2 separate regions of the Mus musculus genome follow, and region 2 is linked to region 1. The links are chromatin loops, found by intact Hi-C in ENCODE. Cell type or tissue: left cerebral cortex. All regions are shown on one strand. Each heading gives the region's core, and the rest is flanking DNA. Links, peaks and the distances in the headings are about the cores only.

Region 1 (16,009 bases), core at 2,622-10,621:
AGGGAGGGTTGACAGATGCACTAAAAGGGGAAGGGAGCTTGTAAGAAGATCAGAGCAGGAGTTAGCGACAGGAAAACAGTGTCTTGGGGATACCGTGGTGCAGTTGCACGTGTGGATTCACAGCAGCTGAGGCGTCACGTGCAAGGTCTGTACAAGCTCACGCAAAACAAAAATCCAGCCTAGAGAGGAGAAGAGGGCATGAGCGCCCACCCCCATCTCAGCAGCTATTGGGAAGTAATAATTGCTAAAGGGGGCATATCAGTTTTCTTCAAGAGGGCAACCCCCGGTGAGTGGACCACCCTCCAGTGAAGGCCACATAGCCAAGAGTATGTGGGCAGCAGAGACTGGACTTGGTGGATTTTTAAGAGAGGCTCCATTGGGTAGCTGGGGGCGGAGGGGGGGGGGTGTTGGTCCCAGAAGGAGCTGTGGAGGGGTGTATCTCATCAAATTACATTGTAAGAGGAAGAAACTGTATCTGGGAGGTGCATCACCCAAGGGAACCTATAAGAAGAGACAAGAATCTTAAGTCCCTAGAAGATTCAGACAAGCTACAGTGGATGTAAGAAGCCTGCTAAGCCACTGGGGAAATCTGGGACGTATTTGGTCCACATTTAGAAGAGGTGGGTTCTGTTGTTCAGTCCCCCCCGAGAGTCACCGTACAAAACTGTAGGCACTAGGTGAGGTGAACTTGTATCAATTCTCTAAGGCAAGCCCCGTGTGTGTGTCATTTAAAAGAAGCACAAGTTGTAGTGAGCTATGCAGCTGAGTCATTTCTAAATTCCACTCAGGCAAAACCAGTACATTTATAGGTTACAAAGTGTCCCTTAAGCCACCAGTCTGATAACCAGTTAAGACAGAGGTTTCACCCGTCCAGTTTAAGACCTGGCTCTCTGGAACGGCTAGGATGACTAGAGAGATGCTGTTGGCATGGCGACATGTGTGGCAATAACACATTCCAGCAGCACCCCTGTACTGAGGCTATTGTAAATAGTCTTGGTAACTTCTCTACCCTTCTTGACAGTTCAATGAGAGTGGGTCACTGGTGGCTTTTGGGAGGCCAGCCTAGCATTTACTGAATGTTGGTTACTTTCTAACGGGGAGGGAGTTCTAGGTTTACATCTTGAATTAAGATCATAACAACCAACCCCTTCATGGAAAACCAGGAAGGCTGAGGCACGAGGCTGTCATTGTGTCTAGCCTATAGGATAGCTTGTTGACCATAAGAGTCTGGTTCCACAGTTCTGTATGCATGCCCCTCTCTCCTGTCCACATCAGATGTTCCGGAGGTGGGCCGCTCTTCAAATGGCACAACCATGCCACTTAGCAGTCTCCAACTCTCCCCGACCACGCCGGTGTGGCACAGTGTCCTGGGTCATGTGGCACGTCTGACTGCATGCCAATCACCTCGGGTCTCCTCTGAAATCCCTCTCGTCTTCATGTGCCAGCAGACATTCTTTATTCAACCTCTGTTTTGTTTTCTTTTAATCTCCTCTGAACCCCAGCAGATCATAAATCCTTCGCTAGATGAGATTTCCAAATGATGGTGATAGATGGCCTTGTCTTTTGTCTCCTGACAAGCTTGGCCCTGGCTGTCATCGTCGCAGCAGTGGAAGGGGCTGTATCCTAAGAAACACCTAGAAGTACTGCCCAGGAAAGAGAAAAAGAAGGAAAAAAGGCCACAGCTTCATTCTCCACTTAGAGTCTGAACTTCCACAAATGAGTGAGGCTTCCTCAAGGTTTGCACAAAAGAAACACGCAGGGAGGGTGATAAATGACACCAGTAATGACCGAGAATTACCTTTAATCTGCAACAGCTCAGAGGCATCCGCGTGTGATGGGGGAGAAGGGGGGACAGCAGGACCGCGCAGGGATTTGCAGAATGCTGTTATTTCCAATTCTGCTGAAATCCCAGCCCCGCTGAGAGATTGATAATGGAACACCAAAGGAGGGGGGTGGGGAGCGGGAAGGACAGGGTGTAAATTTACTCCAGAGCTGTCCTGTGCTGTGGATTATGCCAAGAAAGTCTCTAATCTCCTGCTTAAAAGACATTTTATTATATTTCAAAGGTAAATTGGGCCATTACTTTGGGGCTCTGTTCACAGCTCACCAGTTTTGTTTCTTCCTGTAAGCAGTGGATGTAGGGCTGGTGGTTTTCATTAGCCTGTGCCAGGCCCAAAGTCTCATCCTCCTGGGATTCCCTTTGGATCAAGCAAGCTCCTGAATGTCCCTCGAAAACCTAGTTCAGAGAATGACAGGAATGTGGTGGGGGTGGGGGGAGAACCCTAGACACTGTAGGTAGGAATGGAAAATGGTATCATTATTCAAAATAGCATAGAAGGTCCCAAATTACTTTGTAATCTGGTAATCCCTTATCTAAACAACATGGACAAAGGAAATCATCGGGATAGACTGGTCATGGGCATGTCCATTGCAGCATTATTGATGAAAGGCAGGGAATGGTATCAGCCTACGTGTCCATCGATGGGTGATCTGATGAGGAAGATGCACTGTATACCAGGAATAGTAGCCTCAAAGAAGAGAGTCCTGGTACTTACTACAGCATGGATGAATCTGAAGGGCACTAGGCCAAGCTCTCTGTGACTATAATTACTTAGCTGATATAATCACCGATTTACAACAAGAAAACCATTACTTTTATAGCTTTGGATATTCTTGCACGTGACCATTTGCTCCCAATGCTCTGAGACTAGCGTCAGGTAGTATAGCTCAGCTGACGAGCCCTTGCATGCCATCTAGAAGACCCTAAGTTTGATCTCCGATAATTCAAATAAAGAAAGACAAACACAGAGGGAGGAAAAGTCACGAGTGTGTGATAGGAGCAGAAACACTTCAGTCATGAGTCATGGAATGGAGAGACGAATAGACTGGTGTTGTCTGACTACATTGGAGGGTACACACCCAATGACCTGAGCATCTCCCACAAAGCCTTACCTCATAGAAGTCCCTGCACTTTTGATATGGACATCTAGGAGACCAGGTCTTTGACACTTGGATCTTTATGATATCCCCAGTGTTCAAACTTTTACAAGGAATAAAACGGGCAGATTTAATACTCGACGACCCTGCTGTGCGTCTGTGGCATTTAAACAACAACAACCACCAAAATCAAACTCATAGCAGCAGGAAGCACCCCAGTAGGTCTCCGAGTCAGGAAGATAAAGGGAATGTTGGTTAGAAGGCAGAAACCCAAGAGAACCAAGCTCTAGAGATCTGCACTATCTGATGATGACCTAGCAGTGACTGCAGATACCACTGCACTGTGTGGAGGGGGCCATCTTAATTGTCACCAGCATCCGAGGGAACCAGGAACAGCGGAGGGTGCGTCAATCCATCCTGCTAATCACTTCACAACACTAGTGAGTCAGCTCTTTGTGCTGCCTATTTTGAACACATACATTTATTTGGGTTCCGGGTTTTACCTTGCTAAGCCTAGGCCTTTGCAGGAAGCAATCCTGTGAGAACTCAATGAGAAACTACTTTAGCCCTTCCTCAGCACTCAAGACCCAAGCCATGCCGGCGGTGGGGACAGCATTGAGAATGACATATAGGGTAACTTTCAGAATTCAAAGCTCCCCCATCTCCCCAGCTTTATTGTTGTTGTTGTCATCGTCGTCATCATCGTCGTCATCACCATCAACTTTGGCCCCTCCTCCCTTCCTCTTTCACCTGTGGATCATGGCTGTGTCCTGCTTCTATTCCTGCCACTGAGATTCCCTGTAGAACTCTTGTGTTGCTGTTGACACAGACTCTGTCCTAGCTTTAGAGGCACTTGGAGCAGGCCTCCTGCAGGTTAGTCCTCCCTACTTTAGGATGAGATAGTGGCTTAGACCATCTCAAGGTGTCTGGCAGCCTTTGGCCATCAGGTGAGATCACATCCGGGGTGGCAGGGGGGCTATGTCCTGGACTCCTTCTGAGACTCAGCTGGCCTCCAGTGGCTGCCCGACTCCAATGAGCACCCAGTACACAAGAAGGCCCTGGGCTCGATGCCTTGAGGTGGCTCACACAATTTCTTACTGAGATGCCTGAAGACAGGGACAGCCTCTGATTTGAATGTTTCCCTCATTTAACTGCTTGTCTCTTTCCCTCGCTTCTTCAACTTTTCTATTTTTATGAACCTCTTGGGTTTTCCCCTTTAGGCATCATTAGAAGGTTAAAATCCATCTTCCTTTTGTTTCCTTGGGCCGTGATCAGTGATGAAAGTGTTTGCAGAACATCTCTAAGGGGCAGTTCATGTTATCTTTATGGAAATAAAGGTGAAATATGTGGGCACCGCTGTTTCAAGTGAAGGAGAGGTGACCTTCAAGTTGTGATAACGAACTCAGAAACACAAGGAATGGCTCCTAGAATCCTTTGCAACTTGACTAAATGTAGATTTCTTCTGAGAGAGGCACAGGAGTAAGACATTCCCTTTCCTTGGTTCTTACACAACTAACTCTGAAGACTTATAACACACCTATGAATACACATGTACACACTGACACAATACTGTGTTAGTCAGTGGTTCATTGCTATGAGCAACATAAGGGAGTAAGGATTTATTTCGTATTATACTTTTAGTGATTACACTTTCCTGAGCTGTATCATGAAATACAGGGCTCACTGGAGAGTATAGTGGAGCTCGGATGCTCACCATACAATGGGTAGCGAGCAAGGAGAGAGGGGAGAAGGTTTACCCTTCCAGAGCACTCCGTCACATCTACTTCCTCCAGGAGGGTCTACCCCAAGTGTCTACCATCTCCCAGTTATGCCATGGAAGGATGTGTCAACAGATCAGTCTGTCCACTGGGAGTTCGGGACCTTCATTAATTGATCACCCCTCAGCAGCAATGCCAGCTGGGTACTCAGTACATGATTCCTCTTGCGGAACAATTCATATCCATAGGGTAACTGCGGTTGCCTCTGTGTTGGTGTGAATCAAAGCCAACTTCTTCCCAAATGCTGAAAAGACTACAATTCCAGCTTCACGCTCTGTCCCTTCCCAGAGGGAAGGGGGTGAGTAAAAATGGCCCCCATAGGCCCATAAGGAACTGTTAGGAATTATGGCCTTGTTGAAGTAGATGTGGCCTTGTTGGAGAAAGTGTGTCACAGACTCTCAGCTGCCTCTCCAGCACCATGTCTGCCTGCACGCCGCCATGTTTCCCACCATGTTGATAATGGACTAAACGTCTGAGCTATGAGCCAGCCCCAATGAAATGTTTTCTTTCATAAGAGTTGCCATGGTTGTGGTGTCTCTTCACAGCAATAGACCCCTAACCAAGACACCCCGTGACATGAGACCATCCTTTTGAGACTTCTAACAGGAGTGTTGAGGGTGCATGCCACCAGCCTGGCTTGTAGGCATCGCCTATTGCTGTGCCTAAACAGCTGGTGCATGCCTTCTGTACACGAACCTTTCTGTGAAACAATTCATCTCCGTATGGCAACCGTGGTTGCCTCTGTCCTTGGTCAGGCCTAATGATGGAGAGGTGGAGTCAGGGGGAGCCAGTTTCTACCAGAGTAGATCCACAAACTAAATCAAAGCACTGTTTGTGTATAAAGAGGACAAGGAGGTGATTCATGCACATGAAGTGACGGTTTGGACAGAGTGGGTCTATAGTTTATTAGAATTCATGAGTCTGTACCTAGTGTTCTGGGTTCAAATCTCACCCTCAACGCAGTTCGACAGCAAACCGATTGCGTTACTTGGGGCTCCTTGTGATGGCCGACGCAAGGATGGTATTAGGATCCTGACTCTGAGGCTTCCGAGGCCTTAGGTTCCTTCTCACCACAGCCTCTTATTTTCTGTCCTGATTCATGATCTCTCCCTTTCTTGCCATGAGTTGCGATTAAGCGATTAAGCGTGTGCCTCCTAATTGTGTGCGTCTTAATGACCCATGATTTACATTGCTCTAAGGAACAATGCAGTTTGTGCACTTCGGTGTATCAGAAACTGTAACTGTATCAAGACTTACTGTTCCCGTCTTTACTTAAAGTTTTAGGTTCTGACGAATCTGTAGGCAATTTTAACGTATTCTGGGTGCTTTCTGGGTGCATTCCAACTGTGGACAGCCCACAGGATGCAAATCATCATGATCGCTACAAGGTAGCAAGAGGGCCAGTTTAGACGTGGCTGTGGTTAAAAGACTTTGTTGAGGATGGGATGACTAAGTGGTTTGTTCAGGTACTACTAGATACAAAGTCTCCAAACAGATGGTCCATTACTGTGGTGTCACCCCCTTGACAGGACTTGAGTGGACATGCTAGGGAGAGCCTGGGCTGAGGAAGACAGACCGCCTGTTTGTGTCTTCCTTCATCCAGAGCCAAGCGGGAGAAGTCTTTGCATTTTCACATCTGGCCAGTATGTTGCCTTTCTCTGGGATGTTCTTGCTGCCTGGGAGGAATGAGAAACAAGCTGGTTTGTGTTTCTTCATAGTCGGAAATGGCAGCGTCCCTATGAATCATCTTATTGGAAGCACCAGAAATAAACCTGAGGGGTGATCAGGGTGCCTCATTCTCCCCCTCCCCCCACAAACAGGCAACATGCAAGGCACCTGGCCTTACGTGAGAGACTTTCCTCTCAACACAGGAGGGGTCTGTTTTGGCTTTTAAAGGAATTTCTCAACTTTATCTTTTATGTACACACTTCAGAACCAGTGCCTGTAAAGACAGGCCATTACAAGGGGCGCCCCCCTGCTAACTTATTAATAAAAATGTAGTGAACATAAGCTCTATGTGAGGAGCTAGGCTAGGCAATGGACAAAACCGGCAAGTCTTCCCCACCCCTCCAGGAAATGTCGCTCCCCCAGTAAAACATAAGCAAAGCCTTGTTGGGAGGAAGGGCCTGTACACGAGTCTATTATTCAAGCAGTGTGGTAGATGGTGTTTAGTGGCATGGAAAGAACTCGCAGGGGATGGCGGTCGGTTGGCTGAGTGCAAAGCGGGAGGCGAAGGAAGCTGCTGCATCGGGTTCTCTGTGGAGCTCCCACCTGACCTGGCCTGGTTTCCCTGCACACAGCCCCTCTCTCCTTTGGCTCAGTGGTGTTAACCAGGCATGTTTCCTGCCTCCTTACTGGGACACCAGGCTGCCACCAGTCTGGGCTTGCAGAAAACACACGGGCCAGGATTTTTCTATGGTGGTACTGTTGTTTATTTTTCATAGGGATTTAATTCTTAAGAACTGTAGCTCCTTTTCCTGCTGGATCTTGGGCTTTTCGTTATTTCTCTGGACCATTACTTATTTGCCAAGTGAGCTGTATACTATAATCACGGTGGGGGGGCACAACTCAGGCTATGGTGTCACCCCCAAATAAGTGAGATCACCTATGTGGAATCATCTTCTAACTTAGCCCAGAGGGAGCAGACAGGATGAATTCTGAGTATTATTGCAAGATTCGAAGAGTTGTGTTCCCCACAAATAGTAGCATACACACTTATAGAAAAAAATCACAAGTATTGGTCATTAATTGTACCCTGAGATAGGAGGGTTATCTCCGATTCATGGCGAGTACACTGGGCACTTGAATAAGGCAGTTCCTGAACAAAGCAATTCACTCATTCTTTTTAAGACAAAAGAGAAGGAAGGAAGGGAAGGGAAGGGAAGGGAAGGGAAGGGAAGGGAAGGGAAGGGAAGGGAAGGGAAGGGAAGGCAGGCAGGCAGGCAGGCTCAGCTACACAATAGCTGTACGTGTTTTGCATAGGATTCTGGACTGTGTTCCAAGGGTTTGTTGGCTAGTTTTATGTCTACTTCAGAGAAATTAGTGTCACAGGAGAGGAATGAGCTACAGTTGAGAAAGTGCCTCCGTAAGACCCAGCTGTAGGGCATTTTCTTAATTAGTGACTCATGTGGTAGGGCCCAGCCCACTGTGGGTGGTGCAACCCTAGGCTGAAGGGGTGTCTAAGAAAACAGGCTGAGCAAGCCAATAAGCAGCTTCCCTCCATGACCTCTGCATCAGCTCCTGCCTCCAGGTTCCTGCCCTGTCTGAGTTCCTGTCCTGACTTCCTTTTGTCGTGATGTTTCATCCCTGCAATAGTGACCCTAACCAAGACAGAAAGGTTTTAATAAACGCAAGTTGCCTATGGAGGGAGTTGGTGATGACGTCATATAGGAAAGCAGGTATCCTACCAAGGAACCATTGAGAAGCTTAATGTGAATAAGTGTAATTTGAGATGGCTGTGATCAGTACCCACAGATGTGTAGTCAAGAATCAAGGAAGATGGTTTCAAGATAGGAAAGAAAATTTGGGCTGGCGAGCAGTATTTGAAAGTAAAAATAGGAGAGCCATTTCCAGAGCCTGGGAGTAGATCAATTGCTGAAAAAGGCAGCTGCACCATTAGGAAACAACTTAGGAAAAAAAAAATCTACCATTTAAGGGTAGGAGAAAGAAGAGGAAAGCCCAGTCTTGTTAATTTCGGGTCGCACTTCGCTGTGCTTTGTCTGATGAAACAGCCCATCTCATCGCACGGAGCCATAGGGAAGGATGTGTTCTGTGACCCAATGCCAGACTGAGTGATTCTATTTCTACAGAATGCATGGCAGTGGTAAAGTCCAGCGCTGTTCTCTGTGCCTAAGAACTCAAGGGAAGCCAGTCACGGACACAGCCTTCCACCTGATACCTTCAAAACACAAAGCAGAAGGAAGTGAAGTTCCCAAAGTGATACAGCCAACTGGCATCTTCTGGCTGCTCTCCATCCCTCCTGGACCATCACAGGGGTGGTTTCCCTACAGCATAGCTACTTTCCTATTGCCATCCTAACCTGCATGTATCACATTGCTGAACACGTCCAGCCACATGCTCTGAGCAGACAAGCTTGTGCAGTTCTTACTTTGGAGTTTCCTACCTTCTCGTGTTAAGTGGAGTCAACCTTTTTCCTTTGACACAGTGAAGGTCAAAAGAATCTCGCCAGGGCAAGCAGGTAACACAAGGACCGGCTATTGGGACCTTCATTTTGAAACATAGATTGTCTGATTACCACTTCTTAAAGGGTATCATTATGGACCCGCCATTATTAACTGTGGAGTAAAATAACCAGCGTACTCAATATGAGTCAGTTCTGAATGTCCTTCGTTGTTAAAGAATAACCTAAGGGATTTGGGCATTTTGAGGCAATTGCCTTCCAGGAATACAAAAGATAGTTGTTCATAAGCAAACAAGCAAGAACCACCAACTTGTTTTCTAACAGATTTATGAAATCACTTGAAAGGAAGGAAAGAATTGTAATGAAATTGCTGTTTTTCAATCACCTTGATTCTAATATCAAAGGATGAGGTATTTATCTGTTGTTGTTCTCCTCACTTCAATTTTTTTTTAATTTTAAAAACAATATTCCAGATATGTGTACATGGAAAAGAAGTTGAGATTTGCAATGATCTTTCCTTGTTGATACTCAAAAGACTCCATTTAAATCCAACAACAACAAAAAAGAGAGACATAGAGAAATGAACACAGTGAAAGAAAACAAGCAGAAAACGAATCAAACAAAACAAATGTGGTGTCTGTGTCTGCATCTTGGTGTGCTATGGTCTCCTTAGTTTTAAGAACACTGGAGTCCTCGAGTTGTCTTCTTTTGATTTTTTTTAACTGTCACGCCGTGCCTCAACTTATGAAATCAGTACTATTAAAATCATTTAAAATTGTGTGACAAAAGATAACATCCAGTCTGAAGGGATGGCTGTGGGAAACACTTGTTCTCCCAGAAATTGTCTCTGTCTCACAGCCTCCTGGGTGTGGCTGTAGTCACAGTCTTCCCACACTCGCATTAATTAGCTTTACAGTGGATGACTTGGGCGTGGGCAGGGATGTGCAGGGGAGGGGATGGGGGAAGGAGTCTTGGCGCCCCTGCTGGTTGTAATGTGTAGCTGTTCTTAAGGGGGCCCAACATTTTTTCCCCTGATTAACTTTTTTATTGACGTTATATCTCAATCATAGCCCCTCTTTCTGTCCTCCCAGTCCCATACAGCCATTACCCCCCTCCCCTTCTCCTCAAAGAGGGGGAATCTTTGCCTCCCACCCTATACCAACCCTCCCTGGGATATCTAGTCCCAGGCAGGACTAAGCACCAACTTTCCCACTGAGGTTCAACCAGGCAGTTCAGATCATAGCGCGCGCGGGGGGGGGGGGGGGGGGGGGAGGGGGGGGGGAGGGCACTCACTCCAATGTCAGGCAAAAGAGCCAGAGACAGCCTCCGCTCCAGTTATTAGGGGATCCATATGAAGACCAAGCTGCATATCTGCTACAAATGGGGTGGTGGGCAGGGAGGGTATAGGTCCAGTCCAGGTCCAGTCCCTACATGCTCTTTGCTTGGTGGTTCAGTCTCTGTGAGCCCCCATGGCCCCAGGTTAGTTGACTCTGTAGGTCTTTTTGTGGTATCCTTGACCCATCCAACTTAATCAATTCTATCTCCCATTCTTCCACAAGACCCCCTGTCTTAGTCAAGGTTTCTATTCCTGAACAAACATCATGAACAAGAAGCAAGTTGGGGAAGAAGGGGTTTATTCAGCTTACACTTCCACATTGCTGCTCATCACCAAAGGAAGTCATGACTGGAACTCAAGTAGGTCAGGAAGCAGGAGCTGATGCAGAGGCCATGGAGGGTGCTGCTTACTGGCTTGCTTCCCCTGGTTTGCTCAGCCTGCTTTCTTATAGAACCCAAAACTACCAGCCCAGAGATGGCACCACCCACAATGGGCCCTCCCACCCTTGATCACCAACCAAGAAAATGCCCCACAGCTAGATCTCATGGAGGCATTTTCTCAAGGGAGGCTCCTTTCTGTGTGATGACTCCAGCTTGTGTCAAGTTGACACACAAAACCAGCAAGTACAGCCCCCCATACCCCTTATCCCCAGCCTGGTTCCGTCTGATGTTTGCCTATAGGTCTCTGCATCTGTTTCCATCCACTGCTGGATGAGGCGTCTCAGGGTTCCTCACCTTTTCTGTCAGTGTAGAGGAACTAGTAAGAAAGGCACAACAGAAAGACTACCGGGGCTGGGGAATGTCACTTGAGAAAAGCTTGCTTGCCTATCATAAGCAAACTCTAGACGCCATCTGTGGGGAGCTACGAAGGCAGGGGTGAAAAGAGATGGTCCTTCTTGATCTTACACATGCACCAGCTGAGTCATCTTCCTGACAACCAATCTGTATCTGATCAAAAACCTGAACTGAGCCTCCCCAATGATTCTGTGTAAATGGAATACCGCCCCCCCCCCATGATATGTTAAATTCCGTGTAAATGTAATACCCTTGCATTAGGCCTTAAGGAAGCTTACGTTTAGAGAAACCCTGAAACAAGTTATAATTTCAAGGGATTAATCGACTCCAAATCCAGCAAGGCCATGTTTTTAGGTATTGGGGCTTTGGGGTTTTGTCTGTTCCTTTGTGATTTTAAAGGAACTGACCCTTAGACTGCTGTCCCGATTGTTCTACGCCGTCACCGGACACACATTTGCTACTGTTTTGACTGCTTTGTAATTTTTTTAGTCACTACTTGGTGCCCTTCAGTGAGCTGAGCGTGCTGTGATAGCCAAGCTACCTCTATGGTTGAGCCACTCCAGGTGGCAGGGAGTGCTAACAGGACCCAAGGATGGATGGTTATATTAAACTTACATGCAAGAAATGTGGGCCACTCTGTCCAGAGGGCTCCTGACAGGAAGCTGTGGATGATGTCCACCAGATGCCTTGGGCATGTGAGACCTTTGGACCACAAGTCAGCGAGCTGTGAGATGGGGGCAGGGCGGGCAGGGTGCATCTCAGGAAGGCTTTCTGCTGACATCGAAGTTTCATATCCGAGGCTCAGTTTGTGTCAGGCAGAAAGGACACAGTGTCTAACTTAGGTAGATCTTCTGGCCTAGGAATTGTTCCCAAGGAAATTACCTGGGTACTAGAGGACCCAGGGTGAGGAGGTAGGACCACAGGGGAGATTTCCTCACATCCAGGAAAGGCCTTTCACAAGGGGCTCCTTTCTGGAGGAGAACCCAAGGGGGCTGTCACAAAATCCAAAGAGAAAAGATCAGCCCTCAGTGTGGGCTCTCGGGAGCCTTTGAGTCCTGCAGGATGTGCCCTGTCTCCTGCTGGGGACACAGGAGTGCTGCAGGATGTGCCGTGTCTCCTGCTGGGGACACAGAATGTTTTCTTAGTTCTGAAGCTTTCTTGGGACCACAAAACAGGGCTTAAAAACAAAACAAACAAACAAAAAACCCCAAAAACTGGGTATGCTAGTGAAAGTAGGAGTATTTGATGATCTTGGCTTTAAAGAAGGAGCAGGTTAGATTTGAGGCTGCACGGTAGCAGAGAGGCGAGAGATTCCTGTAAAGTGTTGAGGTTTAACGGAATAGACATTAACAAAAGGGACCAGAGTAGCAATGCTCCCCAGTAGTGCTCCCCCAGTAAGGTGGTATTAATACTATTTGACAGCTGCATATTCTGAGGGCCTGGATTTTAGAAAAGGCGTTAGATTCAGGAAAGGATCGTGAAATGACATAGCTATAAATATTCACTTCACATCAAGTAATAATCCAAGCCTCTGGCAACTAGGTTTATTTCTATTTAGAAGAAAAAAATAACCAGGGAGGCTAGAGATGGCCTAAAAGGAACAAAAGTGATGATGGATATCATTCTTTTAAAAATGATGGTATTGGAGCAATTTAAAACGTAGGACTCTCATAATCCATTTAATACTATCAATCCCATTGATTAAAGATGGCTGGTGGCTCCAGGTAGACCATCCTTGATAAATTCTGTTCTTTTCAAAAGTCTTTCATGCAAATGTCCATAATGGTCAGCTGTGTTTTGCACATAGGTTATTTTTCTGTTGGACTCCAAAGAGCAAACATCTTCGTTCCCTGCTGATGAATGGAAATTGCTTAAGATGATATGAGATTTATGAATGAAGAGAAGATGCTACGGCTGGGCTTGAAAATAGTACGAGTTATTTTAGAGTCCAGCTTGAAAAACCTTTCACAGTTTTAAACTATGTGTGTGTGCACATATGTGTGAGTGTGTGTATGTGAGAGAGAGAGAGAGCGTGTTTTGTGTGTGTGTGTGTGTGTGTGTGTGTGTGAGTGTAGTATGTATATGGTGTGTATGTGTAGTAATGTGTATAAGAGTATGTAGGTGTGTTGTGTATGTGGTGTGTGTGTGTATTCTGTATGTGTGTGTGTGTGTGCATAGGTGTGTGTATGTGTGTATGAGAGAGAATTTGTATGGTGTGTGAGTATGTGTAGTGTGTGTGAGTGTATGTGGTGTATGAGTGTTTATGTATTGTGTGTGTGCGTGTATGTGTGTGATTGTGTGTGGTGTGTGAGTGTGTGTAGTGGGTAAGAGTGGGTGAGTGTGAGTATGTGGTATGTGAGTGTGTATTGTATATGTTTGAGTGTGTGTGTATTGTATGTGTGTGTGTACACGTGTGAGTCAGATGACAACTCTTTTTTTTTTTTTTTTTTTTTTTTTTTTTGGTTTTTTGAGACAGGGTTTCTCTGTATAGCCCTGGCTGTCCTGGAAGTCACTCTGTAGACCAGGCTGGCCTCGAACTCATAAATCCACCTGCCTCTGCCTCCTGAGTGCTGGGATTAAAGGCGTGCGCCACCACACCCGGCCAGATGACAACTCTTAAGGTGAGCTTCTTTTCTTTCTACCATGTTGACCCTGAGGAAGGATCTCAGATTGCCAGGTCTCACACATTCACTCACTGGCCTTTAAAAGACTTATTTTGGGGGAAAAAATCAATCAGAAGTGGTGGAGAATAACATCAGATGACCAATTCATACCCAGGAAATGTTAAGGCAGCAGCTTAAACACTATGGTGTCTGTCCTTCTGTCCTCCGGAGTGAGCGACTGACTTCGGCTGTCTGGCCACCCACCTACGTCTCCCCACCGCACGTCCATGTTAGCTCCCACGAGAGATGTCTCACTTGTGATGGAGATTCCACAGCAGATGTCAGGTTCTGGTGACTGTGCCCTGACCGGGCTGGTGCTGGCAGATGAAGATATGGGCTCCGCCTCTTGTCAGTTTGTGAATGGGGCTGGGAAGGGCTTGTTAATTTCCTCCTCCTCCTCCTCCTCCTCCGAGGAGCAGAACCCAGGCCATGTTCTGCTGTGGTGGAGCAAGGCACTTCAGATTTGCATGTGGAGAGAATGGCTTAGGAGAGGGCTGTGTGGGAAAACAGTATAATAAGGCTCATTGAAAATAGAAATACTTGGCTGTGCTCGCTTTTATTCCTGGTATCTTTAGAAACAGTCTTGACTACACTGCTCTCTAGCCAAGGCAGGTTTTTTTCTTTTTTTTTTTTTTTTTTTTTCTTGAGTGGTTAAAGGGCTTGGAACTCCATCTGCTCTACTGACCAAACTCTCCCAAGCCCCTTCTCTCTCCTTCCCTCCGTCTTTCTTGCATCCCATTCACAAACCAGCCCTGCCTTGACCCTTAGAGATTTGAAAAGTGCCAAACAGACCTTTCCAGGTAGATCAAAGGTCTGCCTCTAATCCCTAGCCAAAACTACAGTCCCTCGGCACAGGGAGCCCTGCGTGGAAGCCACCGTTGAAAGAATATAGTAGATGATACACACATCTCTTTGTAAAGTCAGAGTGCAGGCATCTCTCGCCTTTCCTGTGACATGAGACCCATAGCTGAGAAGCAAGGGGTGGAGGGACCCGCACTGGCTAGAATGCACAGCTTTACCCTGAAACAGCATACATTGCACAGTGCTTAGTGTGAGATTTATGGAATGGCTCCTCTCGCAGCCTTGTCCCCGCTTCCTCCTAGTTCTCCTATCTGCTGCTTTGTTGCTACGAAACAGCCTTATTTTATAAGCCATTGTGATGGAGCAGGGGAGGAGGCTGTGACGGGCAGCAGTGGTGGTGTTGGTGGTGGTGGTGGTGGTGGTGGCGGTGATAGTGAACTGAAAGGCACAGCTCTGCCAGATGACATGTAGCGGACCTCTGCATCAGCCAAGAGGAATTAAGCTTTGTCACTCCCCACTGGGACTACCTTTCTCCTGGTATGTGCGCAAGGAATTCACATGCTGCCGCTCGCCGCTGCAGCCACCAGAGCAGAGCCCCTGTGTACACTTTGCCAGAGAGCAGAGAGCAAGAATGATAGCTGTCTCTTTTAAATGCCGCTGTCAAATTCTAAGGCGACTTACCAAAGGTACGGTACTTTTCCTCCTCCTTCACCGTGCGCCTGCCTCCGCAGCCCAGAACCACAGCCGAATGGCTGTTACTTTCAAATATGACTGCCTTTTACAGTTTATTGTCGGGCAACAAAGAACTCAGAGAAATATGTACAGATTTCTGTGTATAGGTGGATTCCCCAGGTCTGTGCTGGTTTATCCTGGCTGGGTTCATGCTGAAATTGGGGGTGGAGGGGGGAGCTTGTGTGATTTTTTTTTTTTTTAAATGACTTCATTCCTTGCTGAAAAGCAGATGTGTCTGGGTCTGGTGCTGAAGTTATTACGGGAAACCGTCATTTTGCATGCTGATTATCTGGTCAAGAGGAGTCAAGTGAGCATGACTGTCCTTTCTGTGGAACACATACTAAATGCAGCTGGCAGCTTCTGGACCCGCACAGCTGCTCAGTCCACAGAATAATTGTTTATTAATTCCTCAAATCTCATGAGCCTTTTACCAGGACAGTTTTAAAATTACTAGCTCGTTCGTTCTCTCTCTCTCTCTCTCTCTCTCTCATATTCCCCCCAACCCTGTGTGTGTGTGTGTGTGTGTGTGTGTGTGTGTGTGTGTGTGTTAGAAATACATGTCCAAATACATTAGAAAATTCAAAATTATTTGGTCCTCTGTGATATTTGAAGAAGTTTATTTGAAAGTAAAAATACAATCATGGCCTCATGCCTTCACTTCAAGATTTACTGGCTTGAAATCATCTCTCTTAGAAGTCTAAAACACTAATGAAATCTGTATGACACTTCAAACGTGCTTTTTTTTTTTTTAAGTCAGCCTAGTTGTTCCATCTGGTTTGCTTGTATATATATATATATATATATATATATATATATATATATATATA
Region 2 (16,009 bases), core at 3,576-11,575, 75 kb after region 1:
TCACTTGTGAATATCACCAATCGTTATTGATAAACTAGGGTTATTTTGCTATTAGGAAACTACATGTGTGTGTGTATACATATATACATACATATATATACATATACATATACATACACATATACATATACATACATATATATATATATGAGTGTATATGTATATATAGATAGATAGATAGATATGGCTTAGGTTTTTTGTTCATTGTTATGAAAAACAATATCTAACAAAAGTCACTTAAAAGAAGGAAGAGTTTACTCTGGGTTGTAGTTCAAAGTATAATCATTTATGACAGGGTCGTCGTGAGAGCAGGAGCAAGAGACACTGGTCACGTACATGACTGCAGGAAACAGAGATGGCCGCTCATAAGCAGACTTCCTTCTCCTTCTCAGTCAGTCTTTACTCAGCCCAGGGAGCGATGCTACCCACATTTAGGGTGTATCTACTTACCTCAAATAACCCAGTGTAAAGATCCCCTAGGGGCGTGGCCCTGCGTCCATCTCCTAGGTGACTCTTTATCACAACGACAATCAGTATTAGCCATCACAGCTAATATTAGTAAGCATAGCTAGAAAGTCAAATGCGAGAAGGCAACTCCGGCCAAAGGAGTTTGGGAACACATGCCAGCCAGTGTGCATACTTTTGGTAATTGAAAAAACAAGAGTACTTCATGAACCCTTAGTCTGCATTCCTCATATATGGGCATTAACATTTTCCCTGAGTTTTAAAAGTCATTTGTAGCTCGCCCTGCCAGGTGAACGCCTGAAATCTTAGCACTTGAAAAGCTGATCTGGAAGGATTTGAACTTGCAGGTCAGCTTGGTCTATATAAGGAGACTTGGTCTTAGAAAAGGTAAAATAAATAAAACACTTTATTCCCCATCCTGTGATTTTATGTTCATAGCTCAAACCCATCCAGGTGAGCTTTAGCCTATAGTAAATTATAATATGCAGATGTCTCAGAGTCACATGAACCCTCATAGCAGCTGATCTTTAACCAAAGCCGGACTAGGCTCATGGAACTTGTATGGCGGGGATAGAAGGGTGGGCTCCCCTGACTGCCCCTGGGAATTACAATTTTTCGGGGAAAAGGTTCTATTTAATATTGGAGAAGGAGAAGAGAGACGTGGTGAAGCATTTCTATTGCTGAATTAATTCACGCAGCCATTCAAGTGCCTTGATATCATTAGCTTCGATTAAACATCATTCTTGTTAAAATGATTAAGAACTAAAGCTTATTAGATAGGTAGTGTCCAAAACAGATGAATATGGCCACAGTCGCAGCAATTAACATGCGGCTCTTTGTCTCCGTGGTGGAAGCAGCCAGACCTGAAACGGGGTCTCCTTGGATAATTAAAGCTGTGATTTTACAGCCCTACCATGGAGATGATTTACTAGAGCTGAAAGGAGCCATAAGCTGTCTACCTGTTCACTACTGCTGGCCCATACCTGCATGCACACACACACACACACACACACACACACACACACACACACACACCACTTGCCAAGCTGTTACCTAGCACTTGAGGGAAAGAGAGGTTTTGGGTTTGAGGGTTTTTTTCCCCTTCTCTTATGACTCCTAGAGACAAATGAATCTTTGAGAACACACACCTGCAAACTCTAGAAAGGCAGCAAGATTTGCTCTAGCACACAGATAATTTGGCTTCTGTCCATGCCTGAGGGGTGTGTGTGTTCACACAATTTACACACAGATTATTGAGCGGGTAATCTCATGGGTCAAAGATAACTTGGGAGTGTTGAGCTGAATGAAGATGCTTTGGGTCTGCGTGGAGGTGTTGGGGAAGTCCAAAACTTCTGGAAGTTCTGAGTTTGATATGCCTTGTACTTATCTATACTATTGTGTAAATACTCAGACCACAGGAACCAGGTTTAGTGTGTGTCTGGAGCTTATGGGGAAAGTCCTAATTGCAGACTTCTTATCACCTAGCATGAAAATGAATGAGGAGAGAAGGGGGAACAGGTGAGCGAAGGACCCAGTCCTGGTGTGTGTCATTATTTACAAGTCAGCAAAAGAGGGGACAGACAAAGAGGCACAGACAGCTTGCCTGCAGTATTGTCAGTGAGCTAGGGGCAAGTGGAGGATCCCCAGTCAAGCAGAAGAGAACTGACTCCTGTTGTACTGCTCAAATGTTGAAAGTGAAGACCAGTGTAGATTCCTACATGACTTTAAAGACAACGTGTACGCAGACAGGCTTCTAAGAGAGACTCGGGGCTAGAAGTGGGTGCTGGCTCTATCATGTTTCCAGCACCTGCAGTGGCACCTTATTTTATACTTGTGTAGAAACAAACATAATTCAGTAAAAAAGTAATTGTGCCTTAACTGTGATTCACGGAAAAGAGAACAAATTGGTGTGTCCTGGGTGGCCTTCCGCGAGATTCTCCGGCAAGCTGGGGGTGGGGGGTGATGGATAGAACCCTGGAGGACTAGCCGTTCACCAGAGTTCACTTTTTAGAACATAAATGTATAGAAATGAACTAGAAACTTCTCTTAAAAGGAAGCAGTTATCTCCAAGCTGGTTGACCACCGCAGCCTGCCCAAGGCTCATCACGTGAAGCATGGAGAACGGTGTACTGCCATTGCGTAGAAAGATTGCGGGTTCTCCGGATTCAACTGCTTCTCATTCTGCTTAATTAAATCACTGAACTGGATGGGAGCGTTTGGGGAATCTGTGCAGCCAGGGTGCGTTTCAAGTCAAGCTTTCCACAAAACAGCATCTTCTGGAGGAGTCTAATGAATCAGGTACAAATCAGACTTGTGTAATTAGTGATAATTATGCATAAAAGACCAGGTGAACAAATTTTGGCCCCGTTCTAACTTAAACGTTTGCAAGGGGCATTGGCTTTAGGACCACCGGGACTCAATTAATGCAGTGATTCAATAAACAATCTCCTAGTGCCAGGAAAGAATGGGCATTTGGCCTCCCTCTGTACTTGATCTCAGGGACCAAGGTATACCTGTGGGAGGACCTACCATATCATCTGCTAAATCTATGATTTATGCTTAATCGAGTTCTTATGTGTGGGGGCAGGGGGAATTGCTTAACTAATCTTCGAAGGAGCAAGTATTAGCCTCTCAGAACTCATCTCTAATTCATTCTATTTATTAGGTGGCCATCAGCACTTAGTAGCCGATAGTGTACGCCAAGGACTTTCTACATATTGTCCTGACTAGTTCCCACAAGTTTAAAGTGGGCGTTATTATCCCATCTGAAAGCTGAGAAAAATTGAAGCCTTAGGAAATCTGTTGGCAAAGTGAATGGAGAGAGCAGTTTAGAAAAGGTTATGAACTTGAATCCTGCATGCTTCCCCCACGTTGGGTTTCATTTCGGGTCTCGCTGAAAGAGATTATACTCTTATTTCAAACTGTCTGCGGTCAGTGTGGGCTGAGCTAGCAAGGAACACCAGGCATGGCATACACACACTCGCACCAACAAGGTGCACCAACAAGATATCATAAGGTCCTACGTGTGGGAAATGGAGAGCTACCTGCTCTTGTCTGTCTCTGGTTAGCTTATCACCCCCGGCGACAGAGGAAAGTCCCTTTGGTGACCCTGTACTCTCTGTGTGTGGATGACCTCTGTGATTGCTGTATGTGATTTGCAGTCTGCATGCATAGGGATCACATTGTTAATGAGTGTATGGTTCCCCGAGCTGTGCACATAACACTGAGTGATGCCCTGGACTCCTGGAGACTGAGCCTTCGGCTTTGGCTTCCACCTCATCTCAGCTACACACCCATGTGATGCAAGAAGGAAGTTCCAGGGTCAAGAATAGAATAAACTAAAGAAATGGGAAAAGATGGTTTAATTATGCAATTTGCTTGAGGCTTTCCCCCTATTTCGCTGCCATGTTTAACGTCCTTCATTTCTTCTGTGTTTGTAAATATTTAGCAAAGATAACAAAGTGTTGTATTCTGTTTTTTTTTCCCCAAAGAATTTTTCTAACCTAACTGATGTTTTGCTAAAATTTCTGCTAGTCACAGTATAAAAAGAGATGCCTGGAGCCATCTCCTCCAGGGAAGGCGCTGGCAGAGCGGAATCAGATCCTTATATGTCAGCTTTCTGATTTCCAGTTCTGCAAATGTGACAGTTTCCAGACAGGGCACAAACACTTTGCTTACTTCAAGCAATACATCTCTAAGTGTCCAAGATGCCAATATCTGAGCTTTACTGTGCACACACTAGCCACTCCATGGTGTGGACCGTTTCTACCACAATACATACTGAACGTTTTCTTAAGCTCGTCTTAAGCAAAATAGACGCCAATAAAGGCTGAAGTTTTCGCATTGGAAAAAAGAAAAAAATGAAGGGAGGGCAATGTTTAACCTCAGTGCCTGTTTTAGGTTCCATTGCTGTGAGGAGACACCATGACCACGGCAACTCTTATACAGAAAAACATTTACCTGGGACTGGCTTACAGTTTCAGAGATTTAGTCCATTATCATCATGGCAGGAAGCATGGCAATATTCAGACAGACATGCAGGAGAGGTAGCTGAGAGTTCTACATCTGGATCCACAGGCAGCAGAAAGAGAGAGAGAGACTCTGGGCCTGGCTTGAGCATCTGAAATCTGAAATTCACCCCCCCCCCCCCAGTGATACACTTCCTCTTACAAGGCCATGCCTACTAATAGACTAATAGTGCTACTCCCTCTGGGCCTGTGGGGGCCATTTTCATTCACACCACCACAGTACCCAGATGTATGTAGTGAGTGCATGCCAATGCATGTGCCTCCCTCTGTACAATGCCTGCTGTTTGGTGCTTCATTTCTTCAGTGTGGGTCACTGAGATAACCCGGTTTCTCGCATAACTGTTTTAGGCTACAGGTTGCAGAACTGTACTACATACATGTGTTTCATCTTTGAGGACTCTCTTAGCTGAGCTCATTTCTTTTTCTTACAGCATCTCATGTAGTATCATGTAGACACGTTAACTGTAGGATTCCAATGCCTTTGATTGTATTAGTTAAAATATAAATTTCTCATACATTTTCTGCAATTTGGGAGTTCCTAGAATACCATGATAGCTCACTCTCTTCTTTGCATTTGCTGTTGCCTTTAAACTCCTACTCTGGGGTTCCAGAAAAAAAAAAAAAAACACCAGATGAAAGCAGTGATTTTCCATTTCTGCTGTTATGTCTTGTACTATAGAATGGAATTATAGGAATATATTGGATTTCAGAGGTCAGTGTACTTTTTTGTAGTACTGCTTATAAATAGATAGATAAAGGACTATATGAAATGTGCGTACTTAGGTAGTCTGTTTATGTATGACACGTATCTGTTTTATGTATATACACATATATGCGGATATACTACACTTCTTCCTGTATTTCACTCATGACCCGGATATGCAGCTCACTGAGAAGTATAAACAGTGTTTGTGACAACAGCCCTGACTGATTTGCCTATCCATATTGCCTGCTATTTAAAAGATAAAATCTTGCTTCCATATGCAACATGACTGAAAATTAAAGGCATAGGAACACTGGTGTGAAGCTTTGACTTTGTAATTTTGAAGGGCCTGAAGGCAGGTGACAGGGCATATGAGCTAGACTCAAGGAAGTTTCCGTTCTCATAAAGGGACCTCTGCTGAGGTCCTCCTGCTAATAGAATCTGAGACCGTTGTACATGATTACTTTCATAATTGAAGTGTCCCGAAGCAGATTCAAAGTTCAATAATGAAACTGACAATCAGGGATGGAGGCAAAGGTCCCTCCCATTCTGGATGCTTGTAATTGCTGCTGCTATGTTAATTGGGAAGCTGGAAGGGCGCTACTGAACACACGATGCTGGGGAATCATTCTGAATTAAACACTCATGCTCTGCGCCATTGAAATGCATTTCCCCCGTTCATCCTAATTAAGTATAAAAGCTAAATCTTTGTTCGGGCAAGATTTATGGAAAGAGAGAGTGAAGCTGATGAGGTAGACGTAACCCAAGGAGAGGCAGACAAGCAAGTAATTCGTGGGGGAAATTCTCGATCTGAATAATTTGTCTCCGAAGCAAATGAAGATAATTTGAAATTTTTTGGACTATTAAATCTAGGTACCTGCATTTTCATTTTTTACATTGCCGCTGACAAATTGAGTTACAAAAGACCATTTAATATCACATGAATGTTCCTGCTAAAAACTCAGCAAACAGTTTGCCCAGAGCATTAAAAACTATAAATCATCTCTCTTTATTTTGAGGATGGAAAGCAGAGGCACTGAGTTAGGCAGCATGAAAATCGTCTCCAGCTATAGGATTCCATTTTCTTCTTCTCTCCCACAGTTGTTTGTTGTGAATGATTTATAATGAGTCACCAGGGCCACATTTGGAAAGAATTGGCCCATGTAGTTAGGCAGAAGTGAGTTCAAATCCAGCCTCCGATTCTTTTGTTGTTGTTTTGTTTTGTTTTGCTTTGTTTTTTTTTTTTCAAGACAGGGTTTCTCTGTGTAGCCCTGGCTGTCCTGAAACTCACTCTGTAGACCAGGCTGGCCTCGAACTCAGAAATCCGCCTGCCTATGCCTCCCAAATGCTGGGATTAAAGGTGTGCGCCACCACTGCCCCGCTTCTGCCTCCGATTCTTGTTAGCTTTTTGGTCTCAGATAGATTTTTAATTTCTCCAAGGTTAAATTTTCTCATGTTCAATAACAGGGGTTCTAATAGTGATGGCTACAAAATCAAATGCACTGTCAAAGACTTCACACTAGGGGGCAGTGTTCAGAAAGGATATTTGTGGCTGTAAGCGAAGACAACTGGCTGCTGCCTATCTATCACTCTGCTGCTTCTCCCACCAGAGAGAAAAGAGCTTTGGTTACCCTTTGAGCACTGGTGGGTCATATCTGGGTACATAATTTATACCATTGTATTCCATTCTCATAGGAATCTTATGAGGTCAGCATTTAATAATTGAGGCAGCCGAAGCTCCTGAAGGAGCCGAAGCTCCTTCAAGACCACCCTCGGAGCAGCACACATTATTGCACTTCAGTGAAATTGTAGTGAATTAAAAATGGCTTTAGAGTCTCCCATTTTAAAAAAAAATGTATTTCTGTCTTCACACTCTTGTGAGGTTTTATCTGTGTAATGACAGTCTCTTACTGTAAAAGCAGAGGGTATCTAAAGTATGGCTTTAAATAACAGAAACCAGGCTGCCTTGTTTCTGACAGATGAGTAAACCCTGCTTTAATCGTGTATTAAAAATACATGTCATCTGTTTGACAAGCAGTCATCTGCTCTGGCTTGACCTAGAGATGAATTAACGAAGAAAAATATGTGATAACTCCAGTGTGTGAAATGCATTATTCTTGGGGCCTTAGATGCAATTTCTGCCACCCCTCCCGAAGCTGGACAAGCAAATATGTGTTCTAACGTGACATGCCATGACAGGGTCACACTCTTAGAAACTGGGTGTAAATTTGGGGATTTTCTTTTCTTCCTAACATTTTTTATTTTATGCTTGTGAGTATTTTCCCTGCATGTATGTATGTGCATCGTGTGTGTGTGTGTGTGTCTGTGTGTGTGTCTGTGTGTGTGTCTGTGTGTGTGTGTCTGTGTGTGTGTCTGTGTGTGTGTCTGTGTGTCTGTGGTGGCCATGGAAGCCAGAAAAGATGTCAGATCTCCTGGCCCTGGAGTTACAGACAGTTTTCATCCACCATGTGAATTCGTAGAACTAAATCTTGGTCCTCTGTAAGAGTAGCAGAGCCATCATCTCTCTAGCCTGAATCATAAACTTTTCAAAACAAAATTATTATTAAAATATGTTTAGAAGTATGTCCTGAAGTTATCCAAAACCAAGAGATGACGATTTGGGGGTAACATGACAATGGTATTAATCACCCTGGGTCTTAATGATCCCTGTGAAGTTGCTGTCTAATGGAGCCCAGGCAGTCTACTCAGTGAGTTGGCTGCATGCCCTTCTTCCAAGTCATCAACTGAGCTACAGATCTCCTGCTCTGCATCCCATGTGATTGATGAGATAGACTTAGAGAGCCAAAGGAGAGAATGGGTCATACCTCCTTGTGACCACACTATCCATGCCTTTTGTAGATGGCACACTACCCATGCCTGTGATAGATGTCACACTATTCATGCCTTTGGTGTGTTTCACACTATCCATGCCTGTAGTAGACATCACACTGTCCATGCCTTAGGTGGACATTACCTGATCTAAGATGTATTCACACCTCTGGCTCCAGGAACCCTAGTGAAAGGTTTGAAATACCATAGTCAATAGGCTATGAACAGTGGACAACAGGCCTTGGGCATTGGGAATGGACAATGGTAATGTCTAGAATATTAAAGGAGAAAAGAGAGTATCCTGTATTTATGCACATAGAGATTATAAACCACTTGTGGGAAACGGCTCACAAATGCTCAGTCAGTGGAGAGCAGCAGGACAGAGTAATAATGAGAGGCATACATCCAAACAGGTTCCATCTCTCAAAATTTCCAAGCCTCTTGGCTAAAAGGTATTCTTTCAAAAGATCTGTTTTATGTACTGGAAAGATCCTAGAATATTGTATCATAAACTAAATCATGACATCTTTGTGACAAAGATGTAAGATCCAAAACTTTAGTGAGATGACTCTTTCTTTTTCCTAAACTGAAATTTCAGATCATCAAACATTGTCCCAACTGCATTTATCAGTGACATTTAGTGACACAGAATACTCACAGCTGTTGCTACACTGTGCAAGGGCGCATCCCTTTATACTCATAAAAAGAATTCTCATGGGAGTGTGTGGAAGCTTGCTAAATAGCATATTGTTATTCTCAAAAGGAAGATCTACACGCCGTGTGTGTAAAATGTTTTGTCTGTGCCCTTTGTTGCATAGTAAACCTGGGCACAAAAGTTTATCTGCAAGCTTCATGTCCCCACATCAGTAGGGCCATTGTACCTGTGCTATTATGTGACTACTGATAAAATGCTAGGTACTCACAGGATAGGGCATTTAATATACCCACACTGCCCTAGGATTTGGTATTAGAGCAGTTCCCTGTCAGTCACCAAGGAATATACAGCTTAGGAGAAATGATGGCAAGTTATCTCTTAAAGCCCAACATTTCTTTGGTAAAATAAACTTGGACATTTTGCTATTTGAAATCGAACTGAGTTCTCATGACAAAAGAAAATCCAATTGCCTAGCAAGGTCTTAGATTTGTGCTGGCACAGAGTGAGTGCCTGGTGTTTTATTAAATTCATTTACTTATTTGGTTGGGAAGGGCACCTGCCATATGTGGGTAGGTGGGGTTTCGGACATCAAACTTAGGTTGCCAGGTTTGGGAGCAAGGCCTTCACCACTGAGCTATCTCACAAGCTGGATCAAACCTGTTTGTATTAATGGAGATGAATCGTGAATCCCTCTTTTCCTAAAGAATGATGCGCTGCTTAGACATACATTTTAAAATGCAGCTTTGAGTAGCCCAGAGGAGCAACCCTGAGGCAATTCATATTTTCCATCAGACTTTCATTCTACTGCAAATCTATTGACTCCTTGAGTATTCATTTAACTGTGGGAAATCATGAGCTTGCCATCTGGAATCATCTAACTGAGAAGTCAAAAGCTTGAAGTGTGTGGTACTTACTACATGCAAAGGACAGGGAATGTGTGCTAAATATAAGCAATTAAAGAAAGAGCTGATAGACTAAAGGAAGTGGGTCTCACGGGGGAGAGTCCAGCCCTTTAGAAATGTTGGTTCTTTGATGAGATAAGTCTGCAGAGGCACAACTGTGGCTCTCCTCTCCTTAGTGGAAACTACATTAAGAAGCAAGGAGTTCTCATTTGTGGCCCAAACATATTAGCGATAGAAGTGCCATAGGCTGAAAATGTGCAATTTCATGCTCATTAATTTCAGAAAGGACTTACAAATTAACCCGGCTAGAGAGATTCTTCTTCCAAAAGGTCTCTTGCAATATCAAGGAGTAGGGTTACCACAGGCCACTTCCACGCGGTCTACCAGATGTCCAGGGTTGCAACTGTCTTCTTTATTCATGAATCCCATTCTAAGATGAGGGTGTATGTTGGAGACCTTCCCACCTCTGAGATAATTGTGATGTGGCTGTGTGTGAAAGGGCAAGAGGTGGGGACAGTGTGAGGAAGTCTTTGCCCCTGGCCCCAGCAGCAGCGGGACTGAATTTCCATGTTTGTCCAATAACTCAATCCTACTTAGTCTTGGGACAGAAATGGTTATTATTATTATAATCCTTGCTGGCAATTTGATCAGAATTAAACCCCAGTCCTGTAACTCAACCCATGTAGAACTTTTGAAAAGTTTAGAGTGAATGAAGAGATAGCAGAAATCACTCAAACTCTAGAATGTTAGGCAGTCCTACCTTCATTTAAAGAACTACAATCAAGTTGATAGTCACCATCCCTGAGGCCTAACGAGGCCTATGCAGGTTACTGGTGTCAGTTTACTAACTTGTTGGTAGGTGTTCAGGTATATCATCAGATGAGGCAGGACACGTGTGACCTCTTGCTGCCTGTGAAGTCAGCAGGACTTGATGACAGACATACCAATAGGAGCAGAGCTTTTGGCATTAATGAGCTCACGAGTCACCTGGAGTTTTGGTCACACATGCAACATATTAAAATTATATATATATACATATATATATATATGTATATATTCCTAAATATAACCAGCTGAGTTTATATAATGCTACCTCTAAGCATGTTTTCAGGGCAAACCATCTGGCACAGGACAACCAATTGCTCTGCCCTTCCCTGGAGCAGACCGCCTCCCCTGGTCCTAGCTTTACCCATTTGCCTCTAGCTCTTTGTGTAGTGTTGAGGTCTTGATGGCTTTTCCCTGTTCCATTTTACCTTTGTTTTTAAGATGAAGCTGTGCTGTTTGGAGGCTGCGTTTTTGTTTTTTTGTTTTTTTTCTTTTGAATGTCTGAAAGTATAGCCCCTGATCCCATAAGACTACAAAGCACATCTGCCTCTGAGTTACACAACTCTAATGAAGGCTGCAGAGTCAGGGTGGATGTTAATGTCATGCAGATGTGAAATAAATGACAAGAGGCAGGAGGGAGAGGAGGTGGATGGAGTGAGAAAATCGTTCCTTAATAGGAGAGAGACCGTGATGGAGTAGAATATTAACCTCACCTCCTACCATCAAATTCAGCTCATCTCTGTTCCCTTCTGCTTTAAAACTAGCTGTGTTGACTGCTTAATCAGGTTAGTGAAGGAGACAAAGGAGTCATTCTTAATGGTACATCGCCAGTAGGTATCTTTGGCTGTTGTCTCCACATTGCCTAAGCAATATGGCTGAAACCTGGGTAAACTAAGAGAGCGACAGAGCATTCTGTCCATGGGAAGATGCACAGGGTAGCCTTGGCTTGTCCCAAACCAAACAGAGCTGTTTTAATTGGGAACAGTGATGAGTGAGTGTGGATGGTAGAGATACTGGGTCATCTCCTGGAGCTTGGACTTTAGCTCCTGTGAGTCCACTGTCCACATCACTTAAACAAGAAGAGAAAGACTCAAGTCACCCAGGTTTATCACCCAGATCTTGTCAAAGGTATTTTCCAGGAAATCTTGCTTAAGATTTTGAGGAGTTCATCAAACCACCATTGTAGTCAGCTGAATCGGAAGATGAGGGCACAAGAGAAAGAAACAACCATGCTATGTTCATGGGCAACAGGAGCAAGATCTACACAACCACAGCTCAAAAAAAAAAAAAAAATTTACAGTACATGTAGGCAAAAGGCTTAGTTTTCTCTTTTCAGATTGCAAGCCATGATGGTGACTCTCTCTTTTTCCGTGTCCCCCTCCACCACGTCCCTTACGCACAGGCTTGGTTTCCCTCTCTAAGGAGAATCAAGCACCACAGGAAGTAAGGAGAACTCTGCAAATGCCACTCTTCCTATGTGTCTGTTATCTCTTCTTCACTTCTAACTTTCCTTTGTACATAGTAGGCGCTAAAATTCACAAGCGTTCAGTGGGCCGATTCCTTCCTTCACAGTGGGTTTCGCTGTGTTCCTTTGTGGAAGACGGTGTTTGCTTCTGTCTCTGTAATGGCACACGTGAGCCTTGCAGCATGAGCTGCCTGCCTCCCACTGCTGGGAAATGGTCTCATGTTTAAGTGCATCAAACATCTCTTTTTCCTAATCATGAAGGTAAGGGGTCTGCAGGCTTAGCCGGTGCCTCAGTGGTACATAATTAGTTGCTAGGAATTGTTTAGCGTGGCCTGACTAGTCTCAGCCAATGGAAATGAAATGTTATTTTCTTCAACAAAACCCCGATGAGTGCCAGAGTAGCCTTGAGCCATGGTCACATCCAGTTTTGAGAAGCTCAGATCCAGGAAATGGCATTCATTTGATGCCAGGCAGTCCTTGAAGGATATGATAAGGTGAGGGACCTGAGCCCACTTATCACTGTGTGATGATCCTCCCTTCTCCAGCGTAGGCTTTGTCTGTGATGCTTTCCCCCTTAGATGCCTACTGTTTGCTTTTCAAGTTGATAAACAACAGCTTCACTTGAAATAGAGATGAGACCAGGTAAACTGTTTCCTGTGCTTTGCACGTGAGTACTCTGGCCAAATAGTGACAGGTAAGGCTTGCTGGCTAGTTTTATGTCAACCTGACACAGCTGGAGTCATCCAAGGTTGGGGGTGATCAATTAAGAAAATGCCTCCACAAGATCAGGCTGTAGGCAGACAAGCCTGTAGGGTGTTTTCTTAATTAGTCATCAACGGGGCTGGGCCAAGTTCACTGTGGGTGGGGCCATCCCTGGGCTGGTGGTCCTGAGTTCTATAAGAAAGCCAGCTGAACAAGCCAAGGGAAGCAAGCCAGTAAGCAGCCTCTCTCCATGGCCTCTGCATCAGCTCCTGCCTCTAGGTGCCTGACCTGCATGAGTTCTTGTCCTGACTTCTTTCAATAATGAATATGTATGAAGAAGCATAAGCCAAATAAACTGTTTCCTCCCCAAGTTGTTTTGATCATGGTGTTTTATCACAGCAACAGTAACCCTAAGACATGAGGGCCAGATGGTCTCCCCACCCAGTTTCGTGTTCTTCTGTTTAAGGGCATGCTTAACTAAGCCCCTCTGAACGTCTGTCACCATGTTGATTCTCTGTGTCACTGGAGGGTATATCTGTCCAGCCTCCTGGGGTGACTCTCAAAGGACCCTTGTTGTTCTTCATTATTGCCAATATTCAAACCCCTGTGACAGTGGAAGGCCATCATGTGGGACAGTGACTATGTAGCTACAGAGATGTCATGAGAGAAGGCTGGCTGTTCTGACACCCTAGGTAACGTTTATTTTCCCTTTCAGCATCTGCGCAGCGAGCAGTAACTCACTGGTTAAACATCTGTTTGGGCCCCAAGGTGACTTTTTGAAAGGATCCCTTGTGAATAGGATCTTCTGTCAGTGACAAAGTTGAGTGTGCCATGAAAGTCAGAACTATGTTATTCAAAAGAATGACGTTAAAGATGGCTTTCTGGGTGTGGTGTCGCACATCTGTGATTCCAGAACTCAGATGGTGAAGCAGGAAGATCCAGAATTCAAAGCCATCTTAATCCCATAGCAAATCAAAAGTAATGTGGGCCACTTGAGACCTCAATTGAATATGTAAACCAGTTAACAGATAAATATTGTTTGACAAATCATTCCAAAAACCTGAATAGATGTGAAAGAAAATGAATAGTTAATATCAGTTTTAGAACCAGTCACATCTCTCTAGCATGCCATGGTACTAACCATAAATGAAAAAGTAGTTTGGACTGTCACAATCGATTGTCCTCTCTTAATCACATTTGGATAATGATGTGACTTTAACTGGGATAGTCTACAAACCTAGATTTCCCTCCCCAAGAAATAGACAGAAAAACAGAGGTGGGTGGAAGTGTACTCACACATTTGTTTATGATGTCATAGTCTACCGAGAAAGTATCAATGAATGCCTATTGTAGCTGCTGTTCTAGAATTGCTATGGACTCATATGCTTGAATATTTGATCTATGTTTAATTCATTTCTATATTTGAAAGTGGTTGCCTGCCTAATACACCAAAGGGAAAGTATTCATATCTACCTTAAAAGACACCCAAGGTTCCTTTTAGGACCATACTGGGGAGCACTTCATTGTATTGGTGTTCCTCTTAGATTTTTCTGATTCACAGGTAAATCTAAGGCAGCTGTAGAGATGTGGCAGCCAGTGGGTGTGGTTCCCAGCATCTCTGTCAGGTCACTCACTCATCACTGCCTGAAATTCCAACTCCCGTAGATCCCTTTTGTGGCCTCTATGAACACACAGACATTCATGGCACGCATGCGCGCGCGCACACACACACACACACACCCACACACACACAAATAAATTTTAAGTGTAAAGTAGAGTCTATGCTACTCTATCATGGTTCTATCATGCCATTTTTAAATATTCACTTTATGCACACAGATGAAGATGAGGAGGAGGGAATAGCATGTGCACACGCTTCACAGTGGACAAGGATGACACACTTTCCAGGCTTCCCCATGGGAGGGACCCACACCATCATTGTCTGTTGGAGGGACCCACACCATCATTGTCTGTTGGAGGGACACACACCATCATTGTCTGTTGGAGGGACCCACACCATCATTGTCTGTTGGAGGGACCCACACCATCATTGTCTGTTGGAGGGACACACACCATCATTGTCTGTTGGAGGGACCCACACCATCATTGTCTGTTGGAGGGACACACACCATCATTGTCTGTTGGAGGGACCCACACCATCATTGTCTGTTGGAGGGACACACACCATCATTGTCTGTTGGAGGGACCCACACCATCATTGTCTGTTGGAGGGACACACACCATCATTGTCTGTTGGAGGGACCCACACCATCATTGTCTGTTGGAGGGACCCACACCATCATTGTCTGTTGGAGGGACCCACACCATCATTGTCTGTTGGAGGGACCCACACCATCATTGTCTGTTGGAGGGACACACACCATCATTGTCTGTTGGAGGGACCCACACCATCATTGTCTGTTGGAGGGACACACACCATCATTGTCTGTTGGAGGGACCCACACCATCATTGTCTGTTGGAGGGACACACACCATCATTGTCTGTTGGAGGGACCCACACCATCATTGTCTGTTGGAGGGACACACACCATCATTGTCTGTTGGAGGGACCCACACCATCATTGTCTGTTGGAGGGACCCACACCATCATTGTCTGTTGGAGGGACCCACACCATCATTGTCTGTTGGAGGGACCCACACCATCATTGTCTGTTGGAGGGACACACACCATCATTGTCTGTTGGAGGAACCCACACCATCATTGTCTGTTGGAGGGACACACACCATCATTGTCTGTTGGAGGGACACACACCATCATTGTCTGTTGGAGGGACACACACCATCATTGTCTGTTGGAGGGACACACACCATCATTGTCTGTTGGAGGGACACACACCATCATTGTCTGTTGGAGGGACACACACCATCATTGTCTGTTGGAGGGACCCACACCATCATTGTCTGTTGGAGGGACACACACCATCATTGTCTGTTGGAGGGACACACACCATCATTGTCTGTTGGAGGGACACACACCATCATTGTCTGTTGGAGGGACCCACACCATCATTGTCTGTTGGAGGGACCCACACCATCATTGTCTGTTGGAGGGACCCACACCATCATTGTCTGTTGGAGGGACACACACCATCATTGTCTGTTGGAGGGACACACACCATCATTGTCTGTTGGAGGGACCCACACCATCATTGTCTGTTGGAGGGACACACACCATCATTGTCTGTTGGAGGGACACACACCATCATTGTCTGTTGGAGGGACCCACACCATCATTGTCTGTTGGAGGGACACACACCATCATTGTCTGTTGGAGGGACACACACCATCATTGTCTGTTGGAGGGACACACACCATCATTGTCTGTTGGAGGGACACACACCATCATTGTCTGTTGGAGGGACACACACCATCATTGTCTGTTGGAGGGACCCACACCATCATTGTCTGTTGGAG

The links. A loop is a pair of places that touch in the nucleus more often than their neighbours do. Peaks named below come from ENCODE experiments on the same cell type or tissue, not always from the same donor. Only the 100,000 strongest peaks of a DNase experiment are listed, where the experiment ranks them.
Region 2: it touches region 1 in a loop (2.2-fold over the local background); 2 of 42 quality-filtered maps call a loop at or near these places.

The regions. Positions count from the first base shown.
Region 1 is chr10:119,804,499-119,820,507 of GRCm38, forward strand. All of the region lies in intron 1 of Grip1 (glutamate receptor interacting protein 1), which reads left to right. Gm51815 (a long non-coding RNA gene) reads right to left here and starts at 15,307. Exons shown (of 3, transcript XR_003949037.1): 1 at 15,132-15,307; 2 at 11,602-14,143; 3 at 1-6,391. In left cerebral cortex, for the core only: a CTCF peak has its summit at 9,854; DNase peaks (open chromatin) are centred at 6,445 and 9,769.
Region 2 is chr10:119,879,003-119,895,011 of GRCm38, forward strand. All of the region lies in intron 1 of Grip1 (glutamate receptor interacting protein 1), which reads left to right. Among named protein-coding and RNA genes, the nearest start is that of Grip1os1, 35 kb to the left of the region's middle. In left cerebral cortex, for the core only: a CTCF peak has its summit at 6,707 (motif pointing right); a DNase peak (open chromatin) is centred at 6,708.